Linked DNA regions of Homo sapiens: region 1 is linked to region 2. Evidence: chromatin contacts called from ENCODE Hi-C data. All regions are on one chromosome and are shown on one strand. Each heading gives the region's core, a stretch centred on a gene start or an enhancer-like site at or near the end of the contact. The rest is flanking DNA. Distances are from core to core; before and after follow the strand shown.

The links. A loop is a pair of places that touch in the nucleus more often than their neighbours do. Pooled maps may share reads with other maps.
Region 1: a loop to region 2 is called in a pooled map, with 7 times the contacts of the local background. The contact joins the promoter of RRAGD here to the promoter of SYNCRIP in region 2. A Hi-C loop is called at or near these places in 5 of 50 pooled maps.

Annotation. Positions count from the first base shown.
Region 1 is chr6:89,407,992-89,413,876 of GRCh38, forward strand. It overlaps RRAGD (Ras related GTP binding D), which reads right to left and starts at 4,282. Exons shown (of 7, transcript NM_021244.5): 1 at 3,855-4,282. The coding sequence starts at 4,002. RefSeq lists silencers at 3,239-3,338, 3,369-3,478, 3,509-4,698.
Region 2 is chr6:85,639,725-85,646,148 of GRCh38, forward strand. SYNCRIP (synaptotagmin binding cytoplasmic RNA interacting protein) reads right to left here and starts at 3,162. Exons shown (of 11, transcript NM_006372.5): 1 at 3,073-3,162; 2 at 1,568-1,727; 3 at 722-840; 4 at 497-604. The coding sequence starts at 1,715. RefSeq lists silencers at 2,212-2,261, 2,482-2,631, 3,222-4,241.

The DNA of each region.
Region 1 (5,885 bases), core at 3,032-5,531, 3.8 Mb after region 2:
ATACAGGCATTCGAACAAGTATTTACCTAAAGTTTAACTTTGGGCACATCATTTTAACCTATTATGTAGTTTCATCTGTTCCAACTCTTCTGTATTTCCAGGGCCAGAAGGAAATCTAAGAGATAAGCTGTGTCCAGGGCTGTAGTCAAGCCAGCTCTTTTTGGATAAGGCAGAATTACAAGAAAAGGGGCTTACATTTCCATATACTTGATCCTCTTCTAAATACTTCGCTCATTTCTAGCTCATGATAGGGCAGTAGAAAAGCCCCCTGGTATCTCTGAGCCATGATTTCAGTATCAGTATAACTGTTATCTCTACTTACTTCCAAGGAACAATGAAAAGGTGAATTCCCTAATATTTTTAAAATTATTTTAGGAAAAAGCCATGCACAGTCATGCATGCCTATAATCCTAGCTACTTGGGAGGCTGAAGCAGGAAGATTGCTTGAGCCCACAAGTCCGAGACCAGCCTAGGCAATATAGAGAGACCCAGTCCCTTCCCCACAAAAGGCTAACATTAATGAACTAATGATTAATACATATGAATTGCTGGATTCACCCCATCTACATCCTTCAGGAAGGAAGACCCTGGATCTTTCATGCCTCCAGAAACCACCTACACAGTCACTTCCTCAGACCCTAAGGGTGCGCACAGGCTGCTATGAAGGCAAAGACCGAACTTCACTGGACTGTGGGTGAGCAGCTTACGTTAGCCAAGTTTCTCCTAAAAAATGGGAGGGGTTTTGGGGGGAAAACAATTTTACTTTCTGATTAAATATGATCTTGTAATTGCTTTCCCTGTTATTACAGTTTTTAAAGCACAGTAATTTATCAAAAGATTTAAAGTCCATGAATCTAAAAATAATCATTATTTTTGGTGCAATTGTTTTTAACGGCCTAACCATTCCCTCCTCTCTGGTAGTTTTATCTGGAGTGTGGGGATTGAAGGTGAGACTCACCTTACCTGCAATTAACTACCATGAAAGGAAGGTTGAGAGGTGCCCAAATCTGCCCTAACAGAACTAATGTGCCTGAGAACACTTTTGCTATTCATGAATAAAATATGGAGTGGAAGCCAGAGAAGTGCAATTTAAGTCTCACCTTAGTTGCCCTATGTTTTCAAACTCAGTACAATGTGGTAAAATTTACAAGGCATACTCGGTTTAAAAATAAGACCAGAGGTTCCTTTATAAGTCCTACAGACTGAGGGAAATGAAAATTGCATTACATATCCACCTTTAGTCCACTTCTCTTGCACAGCTCCTGATAAATTGCTTTGCAACTTAACTGGCAATACTAGTTGGTCCCACATCCCACCCTCAGCCTCCCACCCACCAGGGTAGATTTCTGAACTTAGTGGAAAAAGTCCCACGTCTCCACTAAGTGCAGGCACTAAACCAAGCTATTAGGAAGGGGAAAGGGGAGTGGGGGTTCATTAGAGAAATGCTTTGCTAGTGGTTCAAAGTACATCTTTTCTCAGAATAACTCCTTTTTTTCCCTACATTCTATTTCTTAAGTTTGAGAGTAGGTAAATGTAAATTTTACCAAAAATAAAACAAGATTATAATGCAACACGTGAATCAGCCTTTTGAAGGGCACAGGAAGGGAAGTCACAACTCCCAACCTCCTCCTCCCAATCCCCACTCCCCAGACCATATCAGCTGGCCTGACAGCCATCAGGAGCAGTCCTCGCTGGAATTGCTGACTGAGGAGCCTATCTGACACTAGAGAGCAAATGTCCTGACAAGGGATTCTGCATCAAGGCCTAAACCCAAAAGTCAAAGCCAGGGAAATCTGGAAAGAACAGAGGCCAAAATATAACGGAGGAAGTCTGAGAAGCAGACCACCTATCCACTGCAGGCCCAGGTGGACAGAGACCAGGCTTAAGCAACGTTTGCCGAGCAAACATGTTGCTCTTCTCACAATATAAATATATTTAATCCTTTTATAGCAAGATCCCAAGCTGATCCCAAAAGCCCATTCAGAAGGATTTTATTATGCGAGTCACCAAAAATCAGTTACAGGCAAGTTTGCCTTTACGTTAACAGCTAAGGAGCCTCCAAGTCTGGGCTCTGGGGAAGCCCTTTGTTCCGGGAATCCCATCCCTCAAGCAGGGCTTTAATTTCACTTCAATTTCAAGTCCCCAAATCAAATTTTAAAAGTGCCCACTTAAAGAACTGCAGAATAAACGAGGGGTCCAGTACTTTTTCTGGACCCTCCAGGCCTCAGGACAGTATCAAATTACAGGGCTTTCCCTCCTGGATATGGCCCCTCCGCCCCCCCACTTTTTTTCTTTTTTAAAAAAGAGAATCCCACACACACCCTACTGTGTCCACCATTTCAAATACCTTGCAAATACATCCCTATTCTGCATCTCTCCGGAGTCTTCTAAGAATCTGGGAGGAGCTAACAAATGGAATTTGAATAATAATGAGGCGACTGAACAATTTAATTACGGAAGGTAGCTCTAGAGACTCCAATAAAACGGCTGAAAGCCTTTATCTACAAAAATGTGGCCTGGTGCTCAACGGTAAGACCAATTACCGGGAGTGCAGAAGACAGAAAGCACAAAGGTGCACACATCAGTTTAAGCAAATGAGGAATTAGCACAAATCATCCCAAGAGAGAAAACGCTATGAAAAAGGGTGACTTGAGAGGCTGCTTTCTCATCTACCAGGCGCAAGGCATAGTTAACTTTATTTCCTTTCTGATTCATTGAAAGTCGTGCCTGCCAGATGTAGAATAATGAAACTACCCTAGTGAGAAAAGCTTTGCATAGAGAATTTAAAATAAGTTCAGTGAATTCTCAATAAAAGTTCTTTAAAAATCAATAGTCACAAAGGTACTTGTATCTCTCACACAATTTCTTCAGTGTGAAACATTAAAGTTAGTTCCTTCTCTTGGATGCATACAGTTTCACTGAGAATAACATCATGTTTAACAGCCGCTTTCTATTGACCTTTCCAAGTGACCTTACAGTAAAGGAACTTTTGCTCGCTTCTGAGGGAAACTAAAAAAAGTTTAACCTCTCTGGAATACTAAAAGGCTCTCAACTTCCTTACACCTTAAGAAAATGCAGGAAGCCCCCACAAGCTGAACGATTGCTAAAACCCGCTTCTAGAACAGGAAAAAGAGTTTGCTTCACTATTGAAGCAAAGAATTCCCCGCCGCGCGCTCACTCCCGGGCAGGCACTGCCATGTCCAGGTGGTGATACCGAGAGCAGATAAGGTGTCCTGACAACGGTGTTTGCGTGGATCCCGGGAAATCTGCGGCCTCTCGGAGACTCCCACAACAGCTTGGCGAGCATCCCCCCGCCGCCCCGCGGGTCTCCCCAGCCACTACCTGGGTGGGCCCCTCCCGCGGCGACGCGGGGCGAGACTGACACCCGCAGCTGCCGACGACCCTGCCAGTCACGCCGCCGCCGGCTGCCTTTTTTTAGCCACGACATCTGACCCTGGCTTCAACAGCACCGTTCTGGGAGAGAGGTCCCAGGGCGCGCCCGCGGTCCCCTCCCCTCCCCAACCGCCAGACGCTGCGGAGAGCTTGGGGTGAGGGGCGCGGGAGGCACCGGCTCTGAAAGGGGCAGAAGCGCGCGCTCCTCCAGCCCAGACGCTTACTCCCTCCTTCCCCTTTTCCACCGATCCTGGTTGCCCCTCCGCCACCAGCACCGCGCTCCCTCATTTGGCAGCTCGAGGTCGGGCTTTTGGCGTCCCTCCCCACCCCAAACCCTCAACTGGACCCGCTCCCCTGGACCCCCTCCAAGTCGGTGGCTCGCGCACGGCCGGGCTGGGGGCGGGAAGGCGCCAAGGGGAGGAAAGGGGCGCGAGCCGAGGACGCGGGGGCCGGGCGCTCACCTCCCTCCTCTGTGCCGCTGTCCGGATCGGCGTCGGAGGAGTCGGGCCCGTCTCCGTAGTCCGCTAGCCCCACCAGCTCATCCTCCTCCTCCTCCTCCTCCGCGTCGTCCTCGTCCTGCGGCTGCGGCTTCCCCAGCACCTGGCTCATCGTGCCCACCGGCCGGCCGGCCCGGGGACGGCGGGGGTCCCGGGGTGGGGGCCAAGCCTCCTAGCCGGCCGCCCGCAGCCTATTTCTGAAGCGGAGGTTTGTCTAGAGCTCAGCGGGGCCCGGCGGAAGCGGGGGCCGCGCGTCCCCCGGCGGGCGGCGCCCAGGTCCGGGTCCCGCGGTTCCCAGCGCGCCCGAAGCCCCCTCCCCCGCCCCGCCCGCCGGCGGAGGAGTCAGCCGGAGCGCGGCAGTTCCTCCCGGAGGAGGGAGAGAGAGAGAGACTGCGTGACCCGAGTCACCTGACACACACTGTCACATACTCACATACACACCCCGCACGGGCGCGCGCGCGCTCGCCCGGCCGCGGGCACCACTCGGCGGGGCGCTGGGCCGAGGACACACATGCACACGCACACGCACACGCACGAGGAGACCGGGGAGGCGCGGGGCCCCTGCACCCTCCCAGACTCACACCGACACACGCCCCGTACACGGGGCCCCCGGGACGCCGGCCGTCACCCACCGCGGCTGCGCGCCAGGGGCCCCCACGCGCCTCTCCTTCACGTGGTCCCCGCACAGGCAGGGGAGGGGGCGCCGCACACCCTCAATGTCCCCCCCGCCGTCCCACTCCCACACGCCCGCAGAGCGTCTACCGTGGGCGGATGCCTCCTGCTTACAGTCCTGAGCTAGGGTCCCAAGCGGGTGGCCTCCCAACACTGTGGCGCCCAGATCCCCCACCCCAGAGCAGCGTGCCCAGGACACCCTGTGGACGCTCAAGAGCCCCAGGCGGAGAACTCAGATAAATGCACAGTGGAGGCGCAGTCTCCATAGCAATTGTCTTTTAGTGTGCCTTTATGGTTCAAAGTGCTTCCCACCAAGAATATTTAAAAAGCAGGCCTACCCAGACGTAAATGTTTCTGAAGAAATCACATGACTCGTGGCTGCTTAGACTAAATAATTCCTCTGCAGCCCTTTGGAAAAGGTCTCAGTGTATAACACACTCGGGGGCTATTCATGGCCACCTCCTCATGTCTCATTGTTGCATAGACTGTAATCCCACATGAATAAAATATTTCAAGGCTTTTGTGGGAGTAGGGGAGTGGCGGTGGTGGGGGGGCAATTCTCAAATAGGAATAGCAGCAACGTGGAGTGAGACTCTAAAACCTGCATTCCTCCTTCACAAGCTTTTCACCACGGAACACACTGTACCCACCCTTTCTGGGTACTGCAAAAAATTACGTGGATGAACTTCCTTCTGTGGAGCACAATAAGAAAAAACCGGCCGGTCAGCATGATGATCCAGCTCCTACAGGTGCCAGCAGCTCAGCCGGTGGTGCGGTGCAGAAGCGGAGGGAGGAAGCTAGGGCAGGAGACTCTCAGGGCCCAAGGGTGCTAACCTCCATAGGAAACATTTATTAACCACCTCCTATATGCCTGAGGCTGGGCTAAGTAGAGGGTCCAAGAATGCTCAGGGCAGTGTTCCTGCCCTGAAGGAGCTCACAGTCTACCAAATCATGACTCATGTCCTGGATTTTTTTTAGTATTTCTGAGTGCAGAAGGTGGATGCAGACACTTTCCAGAAGGTGGCTGCTTCTAATGGGAAAGGTCCTGAGATTTTCCAAGGGAGGCAGGCAGTATAATTTGGTATGACTGTATCAGTTAAGGTTCTTCCCAGGATGAAACAGACGGTATGTGCAAAGACTTTAACTGAAGCCTTCAAGTGAAGGAACAATTTACAGGGGTGTGGACAGAGTTTAGGGAATCAATGCAGGTATTAGCGATAGTGGGAAGATAACACCACCCCTAAATTTACAGGAGTGAGGAAGGGAGCTAGAGTCCTGGAGAGGGGCCACAAAACAGGAGCTGTAACTGATGAGGAAGCTGCT
Region 2 (6,424 bases), core at 1,912-4,411:
TCCTAGCCTCAGTTTCTCATCTACATACCCACACTAAACAATCTTATTGTCAAAGCTGCTTTGAGAAATAGTCTAATAATCCATACTGATGGAAGTGGAGGGCAGCAGGGTTAACATTCTAAATTCATTGGGGTTTGAGACTCCTAAAAAAAAAAGCCAGTTGCCAAATGTACATTCTCCATCAGTATTTCAACTGTCAATAAGCTGGCTTTGCAGCTTTTCAAAAAATATTCTAGAGGTATCATGGGTGTGTTTCTTTATACTAGGACTACCAATAGAACAGATTTAAACATCAGTAGCTGGATAACATGATAAACTTCACAGCAAATTGCTTTAGAAACAAATAGTTTAAAAAAACTTAAAAAAAGGAATTAGGAAAGATTGATGAATTATCTCAACATCTAACATACATCCATTTCATACCCAAGGAATATTTACCAAAATTAGGAAACAGTTAAAATGACTTTAAAACTAAAGGGAGTATAGAAAGACATACCTTAATTTTTGCCTCATCTGGTCCTTTACTAGAATCTGCTACTTTGGTCCCTTGTTTTTCTCTCTGCCTGTAAGTCTTCATGACTCCACATAAAAAGGCACTTTTGTTCTGCAAAAAAATGTTCCATTAATATTTAACAATAACCATATCTGAGTCTAATAAAATTCAGCAGATAGTATCAAAACTACTCAAATTTTTTAATTTTCACATTGACATTAACATTACCTGAACATGAGAGAGATCACTGTCTTTAAACTGTTGAAGAACTGCCAATGCACCGTCTTCATTGAATTCTTTTAAAGCTTCAATAGCTCTTTCATCTAAATCACTATGTGCAACTAGCCCTGAAAAAAATAAAAGTTATCAGCTTTTAATATTTTTAGAAAAGATTTTTTAGAGAAGACTATGTTGGCAATACAGGTACATGTGTGCCTTTACAATTCTTCTACTCCCCTCATCTATACCTGAAAAAAAAAAAACACACACTTCAGCCACTCTGAACTGAATCCTGAACTAAATATGCCCTACCAACCACACTTACAATAATCAGCTAACTTCTTTTACATCTTTTATCTCCAAAGTCTGATAACTCTGAACACTACGGTATTTTTACAGTATACAGACTTACGAATCCTAGAATCAACCAACAAAGTACCAAGCATGACAACTGAACCTCTACTCAATTTCAAATACCACCAGAAAAAGTTAACAGCCGCACCAGAAAGACAAGAAAACAAGTCTACAGTTACCAAGTTATTTAAGAAGAATCCTACTATAAAAATACTCAAAAAAGTCACATGGCCTGTTCCCAACATTTAGCAGCTGTTGCTACTATCATATACTTATCCATCAGGCCAGCATGCAAGCCAGCCTTTAGCTCCTAACCTTCTCTTCTTCCCTCCCTCTATACATCTTAACCTCTACTTCAAACTTAAATTAACCAACTATCACAACAAGCAAAACTCCAGTACCCACACTTATTGGAAACCACAAAAAGTTGCTATTTTAGCTCAAAGCCAGAAATCCAATAGAAAAATTTCATAATGTAATTTTGCAAGTGTTAGTTCTTACCTGCAACGTAAATTTCATCTAGTTTTTCAGCAACTTTCTGTGGTAAACCAGCATCAAGCAATGTCTGAAAATTTTCTGAATGGATAACTGCAGAAGTAGTATCCATGGGCTCTTCAGTACCATTTCCATTAACATGTTCTGTAGCCATGTTTCCAGAGATCTGTTCAAACGCAATAAGCAAAATTAAACTAGGATCTTCAAAAAGAATACAAGACAATATGAGAGCCCCATCTTTACTTTCTCTACCATTTACTACACCAGCTAGCCTATACCTCCCTTTAAAAAAGCCTTACAGTCACTATCGCCTGACAAGCCAGATTTGGAGCACAGGGCACAGAAGGACCGATTCACCATATTCTTCCTCAGCACCACCCCTGACTCACCTGCTAACACTCCCTAGGAAAAACCATATTACAAATAGAGCCCAATCAGCACGGGTACGAGCCAGCGTGCCACATGCAGCTGTGCCCGTTCGGAAAATGAGGTGTGTGTGGAGAAAGCAAAACTGGGCTCCTCTCTCTCAAAGATAAACCCCCAAAGTGCGCGCTTTTCCCGCCTGCCGCTTATAGATCGGTAACAACAGCCAGCGAAGAACAAAGCGCTCATACAAGCCACCTTCCCACCACCCAATTTCTCCACCCTTTAACCCCGCACCCCAAAGCCCGCCCCTGACTCCGCACCCAGAGCGGCAGTCTCACCACTGCGGCCGCCAGGAGCCCATTAGAAACACGTGCTCTGCGCCTTCCAATGTCCTACAACTTCCTTCAACGGCAACCCAACGAATCCCAAACCAAGACGACCATCACTGGTTCCCAACATCAACCCGAAGCCGCGGTCGGAGCCCCCAGAAAGCTGCAGCAGCACAATCTCTCCCCTGAACACCGAGGCACCGGCGGCGCCAGGCCACAGGCTCTCCCCGCCCCCCAGCGCCGCCGTCTCCGCCGTGACACATGGCTCTCCGCCCCTGGCGCTCCCCGGGCGCCGACGACCCCCGGCCGCCCGCCCGGCCGAGACGTGACCCGTGGCGCGCTGTGCAGGTCCCCACCCCTTACCCTTCCGTGCAGTGACTGCGACGCCTGCCCGGCAACCCAGCAGCGTGAGGGCGTTCAGCGGACGGCTCAACGCCCGCGGGACCGTGAGCACCGCCCAAGCTCGCCGCACGGCTGCAGGACAAGACCCACTCCTCTCCGCCCACTCCCGCGCCGCGGCGACCGCCACGACAGCACCAACTCTGAAGCCGCTCGCGGTCCGTGCGGGCCACGGGACCGTGGAGGCGCCTCCTCCCAAAGCGCCGCAGACAAAGCCCGAACCGCAGCAGCACATGGAAAGGAGGAAGTGGCGGCGCGGGCCGCGGCCTACTCCCAGGCAGCCCCAGTCAACGTGCTCTTCTCCCCATTGGAATCCATTTTCCAGAAAAGCCGGTTTCTACCCGCGCCACCCTCCCCCAGCTCACTCCACAATGTCATGGAGCTCCCCTCCCACACCCAGGTTCTGGCAGTCGTTACCTCCCCGTTGGGCTGAGGCGGAGAAATCCTGTCCGATGGTATCGGGTTGCGGGAAACGCGTGCTCGCTGCTCCCTGTGTCCGGCGCGAGTGGAGCTGTTGTAAAATGGCGGCCGAAGCTCACGCCGCTGGCAGCAAACCCGATCCAGTTCCACTCGCCTCCGAGCGCGCTCCCGGTGCGCGCGCGCGCCCCCGCGTGACCCCCCCTTCCCTTCCCTTCCCTTCCCTCCCCTCCCTCGCGCGTCCGCTTCACTCACTCCCTCAGCCCCTGCCCTCCTCCAGCTCCTCCTTCTCCCCCTACCACCACCACCACCACTAGCCTCTGTCCGCCTTCTCTCGGCCTTTCTTATTCCCGCCCCCCGCTCCTTTACCCCACTGCTCCCACTCCCCTCTGCGGTCGCTCAGGCACGAGTGGCCGCCTTTCCCCTTCTGGCTCGCACGCTCCCTCACTCCCTCCCTCGCTCGCTCGCACTCTCGGCCCGGTCCCCCAGTCCCTGCCGAGTCGGCTCCTCTCTTTCTCTCTCCCGCGCTGACGTGACAACGTAGCCTACGCCTCGGGACGCGCGCCCGCGGGCTCCGCCCCCACGCCGCGCCGCCTTCCCCGCTCCTCACCCCTTGGGTTGGGGGTGGGGGAGGCACAAGACCCCGCCCTTCCGCTCCGACGGTGGCGGCCGAGGGGCCGAGACTGAATGAAAGGCCCGCCCCTTCCCCTCCCGACACTCCCCCTCCCTCTCCCCTCCAGGCGGGGCGGGCCGGCTCAGCGTGTCCCACTCGTTTTCCTTTGTCAGGAGACTGGCATCTCCCCACCCCGCCCCACCCCACCCCCTCCCCGCGACACCATGCGCACGCCACCCCCACCGAGCTCCCGCCCGCCCCATCCCTGCCCGGTCCGGGGCTGGCGGGGCAGAGTGCTGTGGGCGCTGAGTGCGACTGCCGCTTCCCGGAGGGCACCCACCGGTCTGTGCGCGCCCGGCCCCCGCCCCCGGCTCCGCGGCCGCGTAGCCGTTCCAGGCGGTGTCCACGCCGCTGCCACCGCCCCGCGCTCTCCTCCTCGGGAAGCTGCAGGCGCACGTGTCCCCCGGGGCGGGGCGAGGCAGACAATGGGGCCAAGGGGGAGGGGAGCGGCGCGGAGACCCGCGGACCTTTGGTCCGCCGGACTGGCGGTACTCGAGTGCGAGAGTCGCCCTTGGAGACTCGATCTCCCCAACTGGACAGTGGGCCCTCCTCGCAGCCGCGCGGCTCCGCTTTCACGGGAACCTTCGGCGAAGGGAGGGGCGCCCCAGGCTTGGACGCGGAAACCCCGGCTGCTTTTGAAGGGGGAACGGGGCTGGCTCCAGTGGAGCGAGGAGCGGCTCCTGCCTTGGGATGACACGAAGGCCAGATTTGGAAGCGAAACCGCCCGGTGGTGAAGGGTTGTGCAATACTCCGTTTCAGTCCCTGGCCTTTTAAGCAGTTAAGGGCTTCCTCCTGGCACAGTTTGAGCAACTTGAAACAGCACAAAGCTGCGTGGTTAGAACAACTTTGAGAAAAATGTCTGTGTTTCTTTTAAAAAAAACCTTGGCAACTAAATCTTCTGTGAAATGACGTTTCCTTTATAATCGTTTACTAGGTACAAGAAAGACAAGACAAAGGCATTTGAATTACAGACGCGATATGGATACTAATTTTATCCAGGGCAGCTGTAATGAAAAATAGAAACAATGTCCTTTTGATTAAAAAGCTTATTTTTAAGAGCTTACTGGTTCCCCAGATGAGCTCTGTGCTATGATAACAAATCAGTGGTTTGAGGAAAAGTTAGATAAACACTCTTCAAAGTGCACAAGCACATAAAATGCTAGATTATTTTCATAGCTACTTGGATCAGATATGAAGTATGTTTTAGCCAAAGCACCACATAGCCAACCTGTTTAGTAAGGATTTGAGATCTCCACCACCCCAGATTCCTTACTATCAAACATATGTGATATTCAGCTGCTTCAGCCATAGGGATTTTTGTTCACAATGCAGAGGTCGTGGTTAATGATATACATGAAAAACAAAATGTTTAATAGAAAACTATGAAAATAAGAGTCATACCATGGATTAAACAAGAATAAAAATTGGCCGGGCGCGGTGGCTCACGCCTGTAATCCCAGCACTTTGGAAGGCCGAGGCGGGCGGATCACAAGGTCAGGAGATCGAGACCATCCTGGCTAACACGGTGAAACCCCGTCTCTACTAAAAATACAAAAAAATTAGCCAGGCGTGGTGGCGGGCGCCTGTAGTCCCAGCTACCCTGGAGGCTGAGGCAGGAGAATGGCGTTAACCCGGGAGGCGGAGCTTGCAGTGAGCGGAGATCGCGCCACTGCACTCCAGCCAGGACGACAGAGCGAGACTCCGTCTCAAAAAAAAAAAGAATAAAAATGAGTCTGAAACATGTAACACTTTGTTTAGACCTTCCTGGGTATTAAAAAAAATTTTTTAAAGTGCCTTAACCTGGGCAAAGCTCCCAAATTAAAATCTCTAGCTGTTCTCTGACATCTAATTCCTTTCTCTAGCCACGCCCTCAATGTTTATGTGGGCTTTCTGGCACTCCAGATGGGCATTTCAAGAAACTGAGCACGTGATCTTCCCCCAGTCTTCCGTCTACAGAGTTCCCATCTCAATTAACATCCCCCACATGAATTGCTGGAGCGGATCATTCAAGGCACTTCCTTCTCTACACTGCCATATCAGTTAATCAAGTCCTATCAATTCTGTCTCCCAAATATATCTCCATTTATCTCTATGTTGCAACCACCCAGGCAAAGCCACCATCATCTACCACCTGTACTAATGGCATAGCCTCCTGATTCATCCACTCTTACAGCTGTCCTAATCTGTTCAAAGCCCAAGTCATCTGTCTTTCTGTATGACTCTCTGTCTCCTGTGTAGGCTCTCTCCCTCCCTTGACCTTCTCTATCTTAATTGCAAGTAAGATCCTATGGCGTGTCTGCTTAAAACCCTTCATTAGCTTCCAATTACACTTAGAACAACAGCCAAAATCCTTAACTAGATCAACAAAGCTCTCTAAGATCTGTCCCACCTGTCTCCCCAGCTCATCTCAGCCACTTTATGGCTTCAGCCTGGCCTTCCCTTGATTCTGGCATTTCTTTTTATTTGAGACGGAGTCTCGCACTGTCGCCCGGGCTGGAATGCAGTACGTGATCTCGGCTCACTGCAACCTCCGCCTCCCAGGTTCAAGTGATTCTCCTTGCCTCAGCCTCCCAAATACCTGGGATTACAGGCGCCCGCCACCATGGCCGGCTAATTCTTTTGTATTTTTAGTAGAGTTGGGAGTTTCACTATGTTTGCCAGGCTGGTCTCGAACTCCTG